2 separate regions of the Homo sapiens genome follow, and region 1 is linked to region 2. The links are chromatin loops, found by intact Hi-C in ENCODE. Cell type or tissue: A673. All regions are shown on one strand. Each heading gives the region's core, and the rest is flanking DNA. Links, peaks and the distances in the headings are about the cores only.

Evidence for each region. Hi-C counts contacts between places; a loop is a spot of excess contacts. Peaks named below come from ENCODE experiments on the same cell type or tissue, not always from the same donor. Only the 100,000 strongest peaks of a DNase experiment are listed, where the experiment ranks them.
Region 1: it touches region 2 in a loop (4-fold over the local background); 1 of 110 quality-filtered maps calls a loop at or near these places.

Annotation. Positions count from the first base shown.
Region 1 is chr7:18,549,813-18,555,200 of GRCh38, forward strand. The region is part of intron 2 of HDAC9 (histone deacetylase 9); the gene reads left to right. Among named protein-coding and RNA genes, the nearest start is that of HDAC9, 57 kb to the left of the region's middle. RefSeq lists an enhancer at 713-1,214. In A673, for the core only: no CTCF peak of the experiment used is centred there; no DNase peak of the experiment used is centred there; H3K4me3 peaks cover 1,036 bases; H3K27ac peaks cover 3,949 bases.
Region 2 is chr7:18,786,254-18,791,641 of GRCh38, forward strand. All of the region lies in intron 16 of HDAC9 (histone deacetylase 9), which reads left to right. Among named protein-coding and RNA genes, the nearest start is that of HDAC9-AS1, 110 kb to the right of the region's middle. In A673, for the core only: no CTCF peak of the experiment used is centred there; DNase peaks (open chromatin) are centred at 158, 278, 768 and 1,948; H3K27ac peaks cover 2,307 bases.

The DNA of each region.
Region 1 (5,388 bases), core at 213-5,212, 240 kb before region 2:
CTTATGGGGAAATGTTATTTTGAAGTAAATTGGGAATGTAGGCATTTCATTTATTCTTTCCAAAATCATTTGTTTCTACTTTTGCAGGATTTTTTTTCTTCTTCCTCCTCTTTCTCTCCCTTCTCCCTAGTTCTTTTTTTTTTGTAGGATACTGAGATAGCTTACTTTTCTTGCTTAGGAATGCCTTCATTTTTTGGAAAGGCATTCTTTATTTTTTTTTTACCATTTTCAACTCAATTTTAGTTATTTAATTTTCCTGTCATTATAATTTGGATATATAACTTCTTTGAGAAGTGCAGATCATTTCATAGCTATCTCATTCTTTATAACTCAATCTTTTTGTTTTTTAACAGATTAGAACCTAAAGCAGAGAAAGTTAGTGATAGAAAGCATGAAGTAGAGTAACAAAACTGAAAACAGCCAGTTGCCCTACCAACCTGTTCTGCTCTATTCTTCTATTTTTTACTGTACTATATTCGATCCCATTTTTTTCGTTCCATTCTATGTTATGATTTCCCAACCTATATGTATTCCATTCATCCTGTTCTGTTCCATTCTATGCAATAAATATTTAATGAGTGTTTAGTATGTGGCAGGTGTTAGTCTATGTGGCTTGGCATGTACCAGTCAACACAACAGATAAAAAAATTGCTGCTCTTCTAAAGCTTACATTACAAGAGGAGGAGACAGAAACAAAACAGACTTAATTCGTAAGTAAATTTTAGAAGTTAGTGAGTGCTATGGAATAAAGAAAGAGTTAAGTAGGTGGGGGATATCAGGTGGGAATGGAGGGAAAGTTACAATTTTCAAACAGGGTAAGGTGTGAGAAACTGTAAGGAATTTTGCCATAAATTGATCTGAGCGATGCATTTTCTGATCACTAAGAATAGCAAGGCCAAAGGCACTAGGATGTGAGATGCCTGGAATGTTTAAGAAACAGCAGGGAGATCAGAGTGGCTGGAGTAGAGTGGTGAGAGGAGAGTAGGTGCAGGTGAGGTCAGATAGGAAAGAAAGATCTGACTACAAAGGGCTTTTGAAGGTGTTGGTTTTTACTCTGAGCAAAATAGTCAGCCATGGCAGGGCTTTCAGCAGAAGACCACATGATCTCAATTATAGTTTAGGACCCTAGCAATCCTGTTGAGAAAGACATTGGCTTATTCTATACTCTTAGCTGTGAAGGTAGAGAGAATTATTATTCATATTATTAACAACAACCACATACATCAAAAAACCCTCAGGATATTTTGAAGATAGAGTCAAAGGGATTTCCTGATGAATTTAATACAGATTGTGAGAGAATGGAAGGGGTAAAACATGATTCCAAGGATTTGGGCATGAGCATCTGGAAGGTTAGTGTTGCCAACAACCAATATGGAGAAGATGGCATATGGAGCAGGTTTGAGGGGGAATGTCAGGAGATCTTTTTTTAGATATGGTAACTTTGATATATCTTTTAGACATACAAGTAGACATTGCTTGTAGGCAGGTGGGTATATGAGTCTGGAGTTCATGAAAGAGATCCAGGGCAGAGATACATATCTGAGAGTTGCCAACACATAGTGATATTTATCATGAGATTAGATGAGGTTACCGAGGAAGTGACTATAGGTGGAGAAGAAGACCAAGAACTAAACCCCGGGGAACCAGAGTTAAGAAGTCAGGGAATAGACAAGGAACCAGAAAATGAGACAAGAAGCAACTAGTGAGATAGAAACCCTGACAATGTGTGTCCTCTCAGCCAAAAGAAGAATAAGTATCAAAAGCGATCCAATTACTAAACTGTGTCTCTTACCTCAGTGCAAATGTGTATGATGTGATTCAATATCTTCCTGTATCCCTAATTTTATTTTTATTCTATTTTTATACTGGAAAACAGGATCATTTTTTGTTTGAAATTTAGCCTGCTAAGAAAAAGTAGACTTTGTTGTTATTGTTGCTTAAGTTTCAAACAGAATCAACATTGTTTAAAATTGTTTTAAGAACTAGATTTGGTGTTAACAGTTTTTCTGTGGTGAGTCTGAATTTCCTTGAGCCGTTATTTACAGCAGAAGGTAACCACTACACTTATTCTAGGAGGCTGGATTGAAATGTATTTTATGTATTATTATCTTAGGAAAAAGATATTAAGCATCTTATCTTTATTATGATCACATTTGTTATTATCAGCATCTTCTATAGATAGTACTTTTTGAGGCTACATGTTATTGTGGACTTGTGCATTTTTAAAAGATTAAGCATTTGGCTTGGAATTATCAAGTAATCCTGTGTAGTAACTGTGATTAAAATTATACAGGAATTCATTTCAAACTGTGACAAATATATTGTAGCTTACACTCTTATTGAATTTGTTCATATATTTTATCAAGAATGTCAAGTATTTTTACATTAGGTTTATGTAGGTTTATAGGTGGAAATATAAATTATTAGTAATGCAAATTATGATCTTGAAAAAGTAGCTAGATTTTCAGGTTTTCCTTTTTTTTGAGCCTGCAGACTATTTGGAAATTAATTTGCATTTTTTTGGTGTGTATTTATATTGTCTTTTGCTTATATTCTGCATTACAGGATTCTGAGTTTCCACTTAATGAGTAGGCTTTACAGTACCCACAAATTACTGCAACAAAGTTAAAAAAAAAAGCACTAGAAGCCTAATGAAATGGACTGCTGAGAACAGAGCTGAATAAACACAAGCTTCCCTTTTTGCAGTGACTGTTCCAAACTAAGCAGAAGCTGCTTCTTTATTTCAGGGAAGGAAAAATAATGACCCGGTTTTCTTTATTTTTCTGGTGAGCAATTTAACTGCTACCTCCATTTGGCATATTCTCCCACTTCTTTTACTGGAATGGGCTATAACTGTAGGTATGGCATTCTTTGCCACAATGTATATTTTCCTTACTGCAGTGTATATTTTGAGCCATATTTACCAACACAGATATTTACTTTTTCTCTGAGATGTGGTCTAGAAGCAATTGTTCAGAGAGAAATTCAACACTGACTCTAGAGGTAAACCTGTACCCGGCATTTCAGTGTGTATGTGTGTTTGTAGAATTATCATCAAAGAGAGAAGATTATTCTTCCAGATGGCATTTACCTTAATAAAAACTGCTAATATGCACAAGCTTGAAAACCATTTCTAATCCAAGTGTACTGGCAGCGTGTTATTTTCAGGAGTAGTTGCATTAACTCTTTGAACCTTTTAAAAAAATTATCTTCTACTTTTGAACTAGGTCTTTTGAAAGATAATAGCTATCCTAAGTAAGTTATCCTTTGAGTACTGTGCGTGTGCACCTTTGTGTGTATTTGTGCTGTGCGTAAACCATTGTGTATTTTGGCATGGCCCAAGTCAGCAGGAAGGCTCCAGGGCTGAGGCTGCTTTCATCCTCTGATACACCCTCACAACCTTCCTGTTTTACGATAATTCTGAAACCTAACGCTCCTGCTACTTTTAACTCAGAACTGTGTTTATTTGCCTGTGGCCTGTTTTATTGTAAAATAAAAACCTTAAGAACCCTATGTTTTTAGGGTGCTTTTCCCCCCTCAAGAACACTGTGGTTGTCTTAAAGCCTAAATGACTGTGTTTTAATGATGTGTAAAGATTCAGTAAAAAATAAATCATGGCAATTTTGTTTTAAGAAGAAACTTTTAAAGGCAATACGTGCTGCAGACTTCAAAAAGTCTAATCAAACAATTAAGAACAAACAGTACTTGTGTGAACTTATCATTTTATTCTGCACTTTTCATAACATATTAGGTGTTAAGCTTCGAAAGATTCTGCTTTAATTCCGGGTAACTATTGGTAGGGGATTTAAGTCACAATTATTTAAACATAAGTTTTTCACAGATCTTGAATGTCTCTGGGAATTTTCTCCCCGAGGCAAATAATAGAGGGAATTAAAGCTGATTTGTTTTCTTTGCCAATTGAAATTATGAGATAGGTGGCTGCCACTGATTTTATCTTACCTACGAGCATCCTACAGCCCCTTATGTTCTGGTAATGCCCCTGATGGTGATGCATAGTAAATAGTGGAGTAAATTAGAAGAGAGTTATAGGTGTGATGGGAGTAATGGATAAGTTAAATGCCGTCTTTATCCTCAAGGGACTTACAGTCTGGCTCAGTATTTCTTATGAAGGGAGGGTGGGACACTATTGGCATTTTAGGTAGGGCAGTTCTTTTCTTGTATGGAAATGTTCCACACATTGTAGGAAGTTAAGTTTCTCTGGCTCCTGCCTAGTAATTATTAGTAGCACCGTTAGTTACTGTGACAGTAAAAAATAAGTCCATATATTTATCAGATGTCCTCTAGAGAAGGTATTAATTCTAATCCTTCTTCCTTAGAACAGTTGGAAGATCTGAAATATACACTATATGCATAAGAAGTGATTATAGAACTGTATTGTCTATATTGTCGAAACTATGTTAAAGGAATGATGCATACCATAAAAGCGAAGAAAAGACAGGAAAAAAAAAGGCTGGTTAGTTGCCTCTGTGTACACCAACTGGTATTACAGATCACTTTTTTTTTTTTTTTTTTTTTTTTTTTGAGACGGAGTCTCTGTCATCACCCAGGCTGGCGTGCAGTGGCGCGATCTCGGCTCACTGCAAGCTCCACCTCCTGGGTTCACGCCATTCTCCTGCCTCAGCCTCCGGAGTAGCTGGGACTACAGGCGCCCGCCACCACGCCCGGCTAATTTTTTGTATTTTTGGTAGAGACGGGGTTTCACCGTGTTAGCCAGGATGGTCTCTATCTCCTAACCTTGTGATCCACCTGCCTCGGCCTCCCAAAGTGCTGGGATTACAGGCGTGAGCCACCGCGCCCAGCCCAGATCACTCTTGAAGATCATGCTGATTCTTCTGCTGTGACTATCCTCTTCTGTCTCCCTCCTTCTTTTTTTTCTGCCCTGGATAACTCCTACTTAACCATCAAGATAAACTAAATTGTTATACCTTCCAAGAAGCCCTCATGAGCTTTCTCTCTTCTTAGACTGGGTGGGATGACTATGAACCTGGTTCTTACAAATCATTGGGTGCATCTCTGTCACTGTCTTCTAGAATTCTATTGACATCATCTGTTAAGGGTCCTTTCTATCTTCTCAGTAGCTTCTATGTGTATATTGCAGGCAGGAACTATATACTACATCTTTCTTACCTAGTTAAATTCTATGTGTGAAGTGCATATTCAATTAACTGACCTGAACTTGGCAGAAACATATAAAATTGTGTAGTTGTATAGTTGATGAAAACATATAAAATGTAGTTTCATTATTTTTTGACATCAAATTAAAATTCTGTTCAAAAGTCTCCTTTAATATAACTTTGCTCATTTAAAAAAGATTCTTATGCCCCACTGTTGGAAATATAATTTGGTACAATGCTTTTGGAAAGACAT
Region 2 (5,388 bases), core at 54-5,053:
AACAGCATTATGTAGTAGCTAAGTTTTAATAAATAGATGTATAACTAGCGCTTTACTGGCCCTAACTCTTTATCCTCTTGTAGTCCCTCCATGCCTCCATAGAGAGGAGTATCTTCCTAATTATTTTAGGAGCTTCAGGTAATGCCTAATGTGAATAGTACCATGTGCTTCTGAATGCAAGATGTTTTTTCCCATCGCCCTTTCCTTCCTTCCTTTCGTCCTTCCTTCCTTTCTTCCTTCCTTCCTTCCTTCCTCTCTCTCATGTACTTTTTGCTCACATACACTTCCTGTGTCCCCTGTTTCTGTCACACCTCTTGGGTATGGCTGGCTGGCTTCCTTCCTTCCTTCCTTCCTTCCTTCCTTCCCTCCCTCCCTCCTTCCTTCCTTTCTTCCCTCCTTCTTTCCTCCCTTCCTCCCTTCCTTCCTTTTTGCTCACATATCCCTTTCTGTGTCCTCGGTTTCTGTTGCATGCGCCTCTTGAGTCTAGCTTTCTTTCCTTCCTTTTCTTTTTTCTCTCTTTCTTTCTTTTCTTTCTTTCTTTCTTTCCTTCCTTCCTTCCTTCCTTCATTCCTTCCTTCCTTCATTCCTTCCTTCCTTCCTTCTCTTTTCTTTCTTTGTTCCCAGTGAGTACTGCTGGCCCCTGCTGATGCACATTACCGATATTCTGGGGTCTTTACATTGCCAAGTGCTCAGGATTCTATGAGGTTTATAGAGAAACAGAAAATGTGCTTCCTTCCCTCTTTTAAGGTCATAATTTTTCAAATTGATACCAAAGTGTTCTACGTAATTCTCATGTTTTTAGAGGGTTTAAAATGTTTTGCCTATTTTAGTTACTTATAATCTCCTGTGTTTCTCAACCCCTTTCTACCCTATTAGATAGACAGGACTCTGGGAGTGTGGGTTGGGAGAGAATCTCAATGAGAGATTCTGTACTACTTCAGATTGTGCCTCCTCCTCTGATGACTAAATCTTTCTTATGGGCCAAGCTCCTGTGACTCTCACCCTAAAGTGGGGTTCTACTCAATCTCACCGAGTGTGTTTGTTCCCTCACACAGAAAGACTTTTTGTGGAATAGCTTCACTTACACTTCTCAACCCCAGTTTTGGATGTATGTTAGGTCCAGACCCTCCTACATATTTATAAAGTGAGTTGAACTTTGGGATGCCTATTTCAAAACTGATAGATTTTAATTCTGGCAATAAAACAAGGCCTCTGTGGACCTATTTCTCAGCAGACTACTAAAGCTGCCTTCATGCTTGGTACATTAGTTACATCATTAGAAACATTTGAAAGTTAAAAGCATACTGTTTTTAGAATGGTACATAAAGCAAGGCTTGGTAAAGATTCCAGAGGAATCTGAAGGTAGGAATATTTAGGGATTTCCATACTGTAAAATACAGTTAAACCTCACTAGCCTGTGTGTACAGCATATCCTTAGAGACTTCTGCCCAGAATCCTGGCTAGATTTTTATCCCTGCCATTTGGCAAAATAAATTCCTGACCTTGGAAATAAATGGGACACAATATTTCCCATGCTCCCTCAGATGTGTGATGAATATGTTATTTATTTTTTCTCCCAATTATAGTGATCCTCTCCATAATTAATAATCTATCAGCCTCTTCCAGTTTGAATAACTTCCTTTCAGTTTAGAAATACTGTCTTTTCAAGATCACCTTATTATTGGACTTAATGTCTTTAGGTAATTGCTTAGCCTCTCAGATTCCTCTTTGAAGATGGCATTTGGGCACCTGAGGGAGGGATGGAGAGCTGAAGGGGTACCTGGATCCTCCTGCTGTCCTCTGAACACTCAGGGTTCCATGGCAACCTCTCTGCACCACCTGACTCTTCCTGAAGTTGAAGCTGAGGTCGGCAGCAGATTAACTCCTGATTACTGACTTCTCTGCCAGCTGGAGCTTGGCAGGGTTCCCGGGCTCCAGTAGCCTCCCTTTGGCTCACATTGGTAATGGGGTTCCTCTGAACCCCTCTGTGGACTCCATTTGGCTCCACCCATAGTTAAACCATTTCACAGGCTCTCCCATATCATACCCCTTGGAGGATTGTGAGAACTTGAGACTTCCAGCTGCACTCTACAGGAACCAAGAGCATCTCAGGAATGCTGTAGCTTAATCTTCCATTAGTTTTTCATACCACTCTGCAGACTTTATTATATGGTGGCCACAGTTTAGTGTAGACATGACTTCAAAAAGTCCCAAATATTGGCTGAACGCGGTGGTTCACACCTGTCATCCCAGCATTTTGGGAGGCTGAGGCAGACGGATCACCTGAGGTCAGGAGTTCAAGACTAGCCTGGCCAACATGGTGAAACCCCATCTCTACTAAAAATACAAAAATTAACTCAGTGTGGTGGCGGATGCCTGAAATCCCATCTACTTGGGAGGCTGAGGCGGAAGAATGGCTTGAACCCAGGAAGCAGAGGTTGCAGTGAGCCAAGATCGAGCTACTGCACTCCAGCCTGGATGACAGAGCGAGACTCTGTTTAAAAAAAAAAAAAAAAAGACCCAAATATCAACCAAAGTGAAGGCTCACCGACCATTTTGTCAACTTACCTGAAACATTTTTCTCTCTCGTTTGCTCACATGTCGCTTTCTGTGTTCCTTGTTTGTGCCGCACCCCTTGAGTCCAGCTTTCTGCAGTCTTTCAGGACCAGAAGAGATGGATTTTAGGTTTTCCTTCCACTCAATGTATTCTATATGTACCCTAATCAACAAGCATGCCTGGTTGTCACAGGTAGAAGGGGTCTCTACTCTGAATCATTCAGAGAAGAAATAATCATATTCTTTCGATGCTATCACTAACACAGGACCGTGATCTGAGACAACCAGGTTCAGTTCTTGATATGTAAAGGAATTTGGGAAAATATCATCTCTCACCACAAAATCTGTATTTTTATGTATATTGAAGCAAAATCCTGTTTTGGTCATCATTTTCTTTACCTTTCTTCTATATCCATCCTAATCTCCCTTTCAGCTCATGTACTATTACTCCTTAATGCACACGCAGACACATACACGCACACACACACACACACACACACAGTCTCTCTCTCTCTCTCTTTCTCCCTTTCTCTCTCTCACTGGGAAAAAGAATAAGTTGTTGGAGAGACAAAGGAGAATTTATGTGCATGGAAAGAAAAATGACAAAGCATATTTTTTCAGAATATAGTAGTTCTATTTTTAAGAATTTGCCTTGCATGTCTTCTCAACTTTAGCAAGACCTTAGTAGTAGGCCACTGTGCTCAGGGTGGCTCCCTGCTCCACTGTCATTTATTTCCTTTCCAGCCTCATCTATTACATCTTGCATTATTTTTCCATTTCCAGAGCCAACTTTATGCCACTGTCCTTCAACTTCCAAATGTGAGGGTGCCTGTCTTCTTATAGTTCCAAACCCTTCTGATCTCTACTTTCATCATTATTGCATTGCCATTTCAGCCCCTTAATCCTGCATATCTGTATGCATTCCAAGCAAATCCTTCTTTCCCTTTTTTCTTCCCCTCCAGCTCCAAAATATCTTATTCTATGCAAGGAACCACTATCAGTTGATGAACTCAACTGTTTTCTCTTACCTATAGTTTTTTCCTACTGTCAAGATGTTCTTCAGCAGTTGAAATCAGAGCTCTCTTAAGGAAGTGGCCCTCTTGATGCTATCACTAATATAGGGAAATTGGTTGGAGAGATTGACAACCAATGAGAGGGACAAAGAGGGAGGAAAAATATTTTTACCATTGAGAATATTGGAAAGTGGATATGGATGTTCTTCTAGTGACACAGATTATAGCATAATTCATGAGTTATGTATCCTGTTTTATCATTGAAGTTCTTATGAAACTGTAACATGGAAAATACATGTGGGGAGCTTTTGGCAGCTAATTTGGCCCTGAACCCCATTTGGATCATCATGCCTTAGGAAAGTATGCTTGTAATTTGACTTATGAACAAGATTTTGGGATTTAATCTTACTATGAACTGAAGAGTGTGCCCTCAAAATTTATGTACTGAAGCTCAAATCGCTAATCTGATTATATTTGACTACCTTTTGAAAGTAATTAAGATTAAATTAGGTCATAAGGTACTGTGTGCTAATCCAATAGGACTGATATCCTTACATGAAGAGGAACTTTAGTACAAGGAAAGGGCATGTGAGGATGTAGCAGATGTGGCCATCTGCAAGCCAAGGGGAGAGTCCTCACCAGTCACCAAATGGGTTGGCACCTTTATCTTGAACTTCAAAGCCTCCAGAATTGTGAGAAATAAAATTTCTTTTGTTTAAGCTACCTACCCCTTGGTATTTTGTTATGGCAACCTGAATGGACAAAGACAAACTTGTTTGTAAATTCAGAATTAAGTACAATTACCTATTTATGAACAGATTATATCCACAAAACTTGACCATTACCGTTTATAAGCATTTATAAACTAAATGTAGGTAAAACATAGGTTGAGGTGGTATTGAGATAAATATTGTTTTTGTTTAAATATAAATAAATTAATGGATGATAAATCCCATAGTTTCCTAAAGAGAACTTCTTTAGGGATAAGCCTAAACATTGGTTATGAGTCAAAATATCAGTCATCCACTGGATACCTATGTGCTCAACATTCTTTATGATCAATAAACATAGCTTTATTATAAAAGTAACCCCCACCCGGCAACTCACAGTAGGTACTCAATGAATGTTAACTGAATTAAAACAAAACTACCATTATTAGTAGAAGTTTAGACACCAAAATTAATGTCACAAACATCTTTGGCAGATAGAAAGGTATGGACAGGCATATGGGTATCACGCAAACGTATTTGTGGCTACCTAATGCCCTTTAGTATGGTCAAAGATACAGCACTCTCTGCTGCTGGAATGTTTTTCTAATCAAGTTCAGTATTTATAATTTTTTGGAAGGAAATTTGCCACTGCTTTAAGAAATAAAGAAAGAAACAAAGCTTATGATGTACTCCAAAGTTGAGTAAAAAGGGCTTAGGAATTTTACATGGTTCTTGAGTCACCGAATACATCTTTTGGAATTTATTTATTTTATTTTTTTGCTTGCTTCCCCAGTAACTTAAATTCTGATTAATGCAGGCTTTTCTTTGGTACTAGTAGCTCTGTAGTGGTGGGAAAACTGACTAAAACCTATATAATACATGGTAAATAATGGTTTTTATTTTTCAACTTGTGCAGTCATCTTCCTTAAGAATATAGCTACACAAAGCTTAAACAACTACTTATTTATATTGGTTCAGTAAAATAATAAAACCTTCAATTTAGAGGGCAAATGATTAGGTCTCAGTGTCCATTTCAATGATTCCTTCACTCTTTAGCTGACAGTGCAGACCATGATGGTATCGACTATGATAGGGGATGCTGGCTCCTA